Regions from separate parts of the Homo sapiens genome. Here region 1 is linked to region 2. Evidence: read pairs that join two places in POLR2A ChIA-PET (ENCODE). Cell type or tissue: CD4-positive, alpha-beta T cell. All regions are shown on one strand. Links, peaks and the distances in the headings refer to the core of each region. The heading gives the core; the rest is flanking DNA.

Region 1 (2,898 bases), core at 1-2,500, 110 kb after region 2:
GGATGGAGATCTAGGGTGTCTCTTCTCTTTTTTGAGACAGAGTCTCACTCTGTCATCAAGGCTGGAGTGCAGTGGCACAATCACATCTCACTGCAACTTCTGCCTCCTGGGCTCAAGAGATCCTCCCGCCTCAGCCTCCCAAGTAGCTGGGACTACAGGCGCATGCCACCATGCCTGGCCAATTTTTGTATTTTTTGTCAGAGTTTCATCATGTTACCCAGGCTGGTCTCAAACTCTTGGGCTCAAGTGATTCACCCGCCTTGGCCTCCCAAAGTGCTGGGATTACAAGCGTGAGTCACCATAGCTGGCCTGGCCTCCTCTTTTCTTAAATCCTTTTTTTTTTAATTGACAAAACTGTATATATTAATATTTATCTTGTTCAACATGATGTTTTGAAATATGCATACGTTGTGGAATGGCTAAACTGAGCTAATGAACATGTATTACTTCACTTAGTTATTTTGTAAGAACACTTAAGATCTACTCTTAGCAACTTTGAAGAATATATTTGTTATTAACTATAGTCACCATGTTGTACAGTAGATCTCTTAAACTTATTCCTATCAAGCTGAAATTTTAAATCCTTTGACCAACATCTCCCCAACTCCGCAACCCCTATCCCACTCTCACCTCCGCAGTTCTAGTAACAACCATTCTACCCTACTTCTATGAGTTCAACTATTTTAGATTCCACATATAGGTGAGATCATGCAGTAGTTGTCTTTCTGTGCCTGACTTATTTCACTTAACATAATGTTCTTCAGGTTCATCCACGTTGTTTCAAATGACAGAATTTCCTTTCTTATGGGTGAATAATATTTCATTGTACATATACACCACATTTTCTTCATTTATCTATTGATTGATTGATGCATAGGTTGATGCCATATCTTGGCTATTATGAATAATGCTGCAGAGACCATGGGAGTCAGATATCTCTTCAACATACTGATTTTATTTCCTTGGGATACATATACCTAAATAGTAGGATTGCTGGATCATGTGGTAGTTCTATTTTAAATTTTGTTTTCTGTTTATATTCCCACCAACAGTGTGCCAGAAGTTCTCTTTACTCCGTATCCTTGCCAACACTTGTTGTCTTTCATCTTTTTTGGTAATAGCCATTCTAATAGTTTTGAGGCGGTGCCTCACTGTGGTTTTAAATTTGCATTTTCCTGGTAAGTGATGGTAAGCATTTGCATGTCTTAAACCTGTTGGCCATTTGTATGTCTTCTTTTGAGAAATGTCTACTCAGGTCCTTTCCCCATCTTTTAATCAGGCTGTTTTCTTGGTATTGAGTTGTTGGAGTTCGTTGTATATTTTGGATATTAACCCCTCATTAGATGTATGGCTTATAAATATTTTATTCCATTCCATAAGTTGTCTCTTCACTCTGTTGATAGTTTCCTTTGCAGTGCAGAAGCTTTTGTTTGATATAGTCCCATTTGATTTGTCTTTTTTTTGTTGTTGTTACCTGTGCTTTTAGGGTCATATTCAAATAATTGCCCAGACCAGTGTCATGGAGCTTTTTCTCTACGTTTTCTTCTAATAGTTTACAGTTTTGGGTCTTAGATTTAGGTCACTGTCAGTTGAGTTTTTAATATGGTGTGAGATAAGGGTCTAACTTCATTATTCTGTATGTGGATATCCAGTTGTCCCAGCACAATTTATTAAAGGGACTGTCTTTTCCCATTAAGTTTCTTCACACGTTTGTAAAAAATCAGCTGGCTGTAAATATATGGATTTATTCCTGGGCTCTCTTTCCTATTCTTTTGGTTTAAGTGTCTGTTTTTATGCCAGTACAAAAATGTTTTGATTACTATGGCTTTGTAGTAATTTTGAAATCAGGTATTGTGATATCTCTAGCTTTGTTCTTTTTGCTCAAGATTGCTTTGGCTATTCAGGGTCTTTAGTGGTTCCATATGAATTTTAGGATTGTTTTTTCGATTTCTGTGGAAAATATCATTGGAATTTTGACAGGGATTGCACTGAATCTTTAGATCACTTTGGTTAGTATGGACATTTTAGCAATATTAAGTCTTCCAATCTATGAATGTGGGATATTTTTGCATTTATTTGTGACTTTAATTTCTTATGTCAATGTTTTACAGTTTTCAGTGTAGAGATATTTTACCTTCTTGGTTAAATTTATTCCTAAGTATTTTATATTTTGTGACACTACTGCTTGTTGTATATTGATATGCCTGCAACTTTACTGAATTTGTTTATTAGTTCTAACAGTCTTTTTGGTGGATTCTTTCAGCTTTTCTATATATAAAATCATCACTTGCAAACAGGGACAGTCTCCTTCCTTTCCAATTTGGATGCCTTTTACTTCTTTCTCTTGCCTAATCGCTCTGGCTAGGACTTCCAGTTCCAGTACTATGTTAAACAGAAATGAAAGTGGAAGTCCTTGGATTATTCCTGATCTTAGAGGAAAAGCTTTCAGTTTTTCACTGTTGAGTATGGTGTTAGCTGTGGGTTTGTCACATATGGCCTTTACTTTTGAAGTACACTCCTTCTACTCCTAATTCATTGAGAGCTTTTATCATGAAAGGATGTTAAATTTTGTCAAATACTTGATCGTGTGGTTTTTGTCCTTCATTCTGTTAATGTGGTGTATTATATTTATAGATTGGCATATGTTGAACCATCTGTGAATCCCTGACATAAATCTCACTTGGTCATGGTGATTAATCTTTTCAGAGTGCTGTTGAATTTGTTTATTAGTATTTTGTTGAAAATTTTTGCATCTTGACCAGGCACCGTGGCTCACGCTTGTAATCCCAGCACTTCAGGAGGTCAAGGCCTGAGGATGGTTTGACCCAGGAGTTCGAGACCAGCCTGGGCAACATAATGGGACCCTGCCTATATAAATATGTATATTTTTTTAATTAG
Region 2 (2,924 bases), core at 162-2,661:
TTTCCTCTTGGCTACATATCCCACCCCCACCCCAAAGTCAGTGATCATCCCCTTTGGGAGCCTGGCTGCTGAGGGGGAAAGAAGGGGAAAGTGAGTCAGTCAAGAAATGACAACCCCAAGGGGGCAGCAGTATCCCTGCCTGAAGTCTAGATAAGAACAGGCAAAAGTATTATTAAAGTCATTCTTTCCTGTCAGCCTTTTCAGTTGAATAAGAAATGGAAAGGTGGTACCCTCCCTAGTGTGGGAGCAACTTGAGGGCCGGTATCACTTGTTTTTTGTAATAATAAAAGCCAGTCCTTGGTGGGGTGTGGTGGCTCACATCTGTAATTCCAATGCTTTGGGAGGCCAAGGTGGGAGAATCACTTGAGGCCAGGAATTCAAGACCAGGCTGGGCGATGTAGCAAGACCCCATCTCTACAAAATATATATTTAAAATTAGCCAAGGATAGTAGCACACCCATGGTCCTAGCTATTTGGGAAGCTGAGTGGGGAGGATCCCTTGAGCCCAGGAGTTCAAGGCTGCAGTGAGCCATGATCTTGCCACTGTACTCCAGCCTGAGCAACAGAGCGAGACCCTGTCTCAAAAAAAAAAAAAAGAAAGCCAGTGCCCACATAGCGAGACTATGTCCCAAGATCTGTTCTGAGTACTTAACATATATTCACCAATTGAATCCTCGTAACACCACAGTGAGGAAGAGACCATTATTCCCAGCCCTGTTCTGCAGATGAGGAGACCAAAGCACAGAAAGCTAAAGAATGGATGGGTCTGTAACCTGCTCAGGCCACACTGGTTATGAGTGGGTTCCACCACCGTCCTACACTGCCGGTATGTATCATCCAGGGCTGAAGGCAGTGCCTGGCCTGGTGGGGTGCACTGCCCCTGTGGTCCTTCTCACAGCTGGCCACATACCCCTCAGATGCAGTGAGCGGCCCACCAGACACCTGGCTTACAGAGAACAGGGGTGAAGGAGAGCTGCAAGCCTTCTCTCAAAGCCTCCCTTCCTTCCTGGTGTCTGTGGGCTGAGTGTGTCTCCCTCTGGCTTGATTCATGGTTTTTGCTCTCTCTTTGGTGCATTCATTCTTTCCAGATTTTTTACTTTCTTTCCATTCGCTCACAAGGGAAGACCTGCTGAGGGCGGAAACATCATGCATGAGTTAAAGGAGAACAATGGGTGAGAGGTGCCGAGTAAGCCTCGAGTGTGGCGGCTGTGTTGTGGTTCCCGAGCTTCCTCCACGCCGGATCTGATCTTCAGTGACGCCCAGCAGGGCCTACGGAGACATTCATCACTTCCTCCCTCAACGAAAGGTGTGAACCCAAGAAACTTTTCCTCTTCTATGTCAGGTGGTCCCTGTGCCGACTAGAGCAGGATCTATCTAGACTGTGGTTACTTACCTGTCCTTTCAGGGCGCCATTGTGTCCTTGTCCCTACAAGCCCCTACCCTACCCGACATGCACACAAGAATTTAGCGATTTGGGAGTTTTAGTTTTAGTTTTTGTTTTATTTATTTATTTTGGAGACAGGGTGTCGTTCTGTCACCCAGGCTGGAGTGCAGTGGCATGACCGAAATGGTAGAGTTCCCTGATCCCCCCGCAGGATGCACAACAGGGGTGTGGCTCACCTGTTGGGTCGCCACCGCCACCGTTGCTCAAAGCCCTTAAGGGAGGGGGAGCACGCAGATGGACAGGTGCAGGGGCCCAAGTGGGCGTGTGTTACAATGTGCCCCTTTAGCCTTGCGGTCCATGGACGGCTCAAGTGTTAACCAGCTCCGTGGACCCTCTGCCTTTCCGCAAGGGCAGAGGGCCAATGTGACAGCTTTCTGTATCCTAAGCTCTTGTCCAGCATCCCAGAAAAACCAGTCACACACGAACTTGAAGGATAAATGTGAGAATTTCACTGAGTAGTGGAGGTGGCTCTCAGCGGGGATGGATAGAGAGACAGAAGCAGGGGATGGAGTGGGAAGACAGTCTTCCCCTGGAGCCGGGCCGTCCAGAGCTGAACTCCTCTCCCACCACCAACAGCCCAACTCCTCTCGGCGTTCAGATGTTTCTCCTCTTCTGTCTTTCTCTGCCGCGCCCTCCATTCCACCCTGCATCTGCTTGTCTTCTCATCTTTTCACCTGCTTGTCTGCTTCTGGAGCCTGGGGTTTGGTGTTTATATGGGTACAGGATGGTACAGGATAGGGGCCATGGCAGGCCAAAAGGCAACTTTTGGGGCGTGAAAACAGGAATGCCTGTCCTCGTTTAGGGCCACAGGTCTTCAGGCTTGAGGGTGAGGTCTTTGCCGGGGAACCACCCTGTTCTACCCAGTACTTCCTTGTCTCCTGTCCACATCACGATCCTGGCTCTCTGCAGCCTCAACCTCCCAGGCTCAAGTGATCCTCCCACCTCAGCTTTCCTAGTAGCTAGGGCTACAGGTATGTACCACCACTTCTGGCTAATTTTTGTATTTTTTATAGAGATGGGGTTTCCCCATGTTGCCCAGGCTGGTCTTGAACTCCTGGGCTCAAGCTATCCACCTGCCTTGGCCTCCCAAAGTGCTGGGATGTTAGACGGCAGCTACTACACCTGGCCTAGCTGTTTGGTTTTCCCTGGGCATCTCTGCGTTGTGAGGCTTATTATTCCCAATTTACTCTCCTTGACCAAAGAGTGAGATCACCCTTGCAGGTTCTGCTTTGGAGATATGAGAAAGTCCAGACTTATCTAGACTGATGTTTCTCAAGCTTTTTTCATTTTCACCCCCTCAGGAGCCTTGGAAGATATTTTTTTTCTTATCGCTCCTCTCCCCATGACATTACTGTATGTCAGCATATCTAAAGGCCACAAACCATTGTAATGTCTAAGATTTTTTTCCACATACACATCCCTCTCAGTAAACAATTTTCAGCCCCTTGGGGGCAATATCACCTTTTGATTTTTGGGGTTT

What was found. Peaks named below come from ENCODE experiments on the same cell type or tissue, not always from the same donor. Only the 100,000 strongest peaks of a DNase experiment are listed, where the experiment ranks them.
Region 1: POLR2A ChIA-PET joins it to region 2 with 5 read pairs; 5 of 35 experiments call an interaction of 5 or more read pairs at or near these places.

The regions. Positions count from the first base shown.
Region 1 is chr2:60,931,979-60,934,876 of GRCh38, forward strand. No RefSeq gene overlaps it. Among named protein-coding and RNA genes, the nearest start is that of REL, 52 kb to the left of the region's middle. In CD4-positive, alpha-beta T cell, for the core only: no CTCF peak of the experiment used is centred there; no DNase peak of the experiment used is centred there.
Region 2 is chr2:60,818,466-60,821,389 of GRCh38, forward strand. No RefSeq gene overlaps it. Among named protein-coding and RNA genes, the nearest start is that of REL-DT, 61 kb to the right of the region's middle. RefSeq lists a silencer at 1,191-1,240. In CD4-positive, alpha-beta T cell, for the core only: no CTCF peak of the experiment used is centred there; a DNase peak (open chromatin) is centred at 1,256; H3K4me3 peaks cover 326 bases; H3K27ac peaks cover 1,349 bases.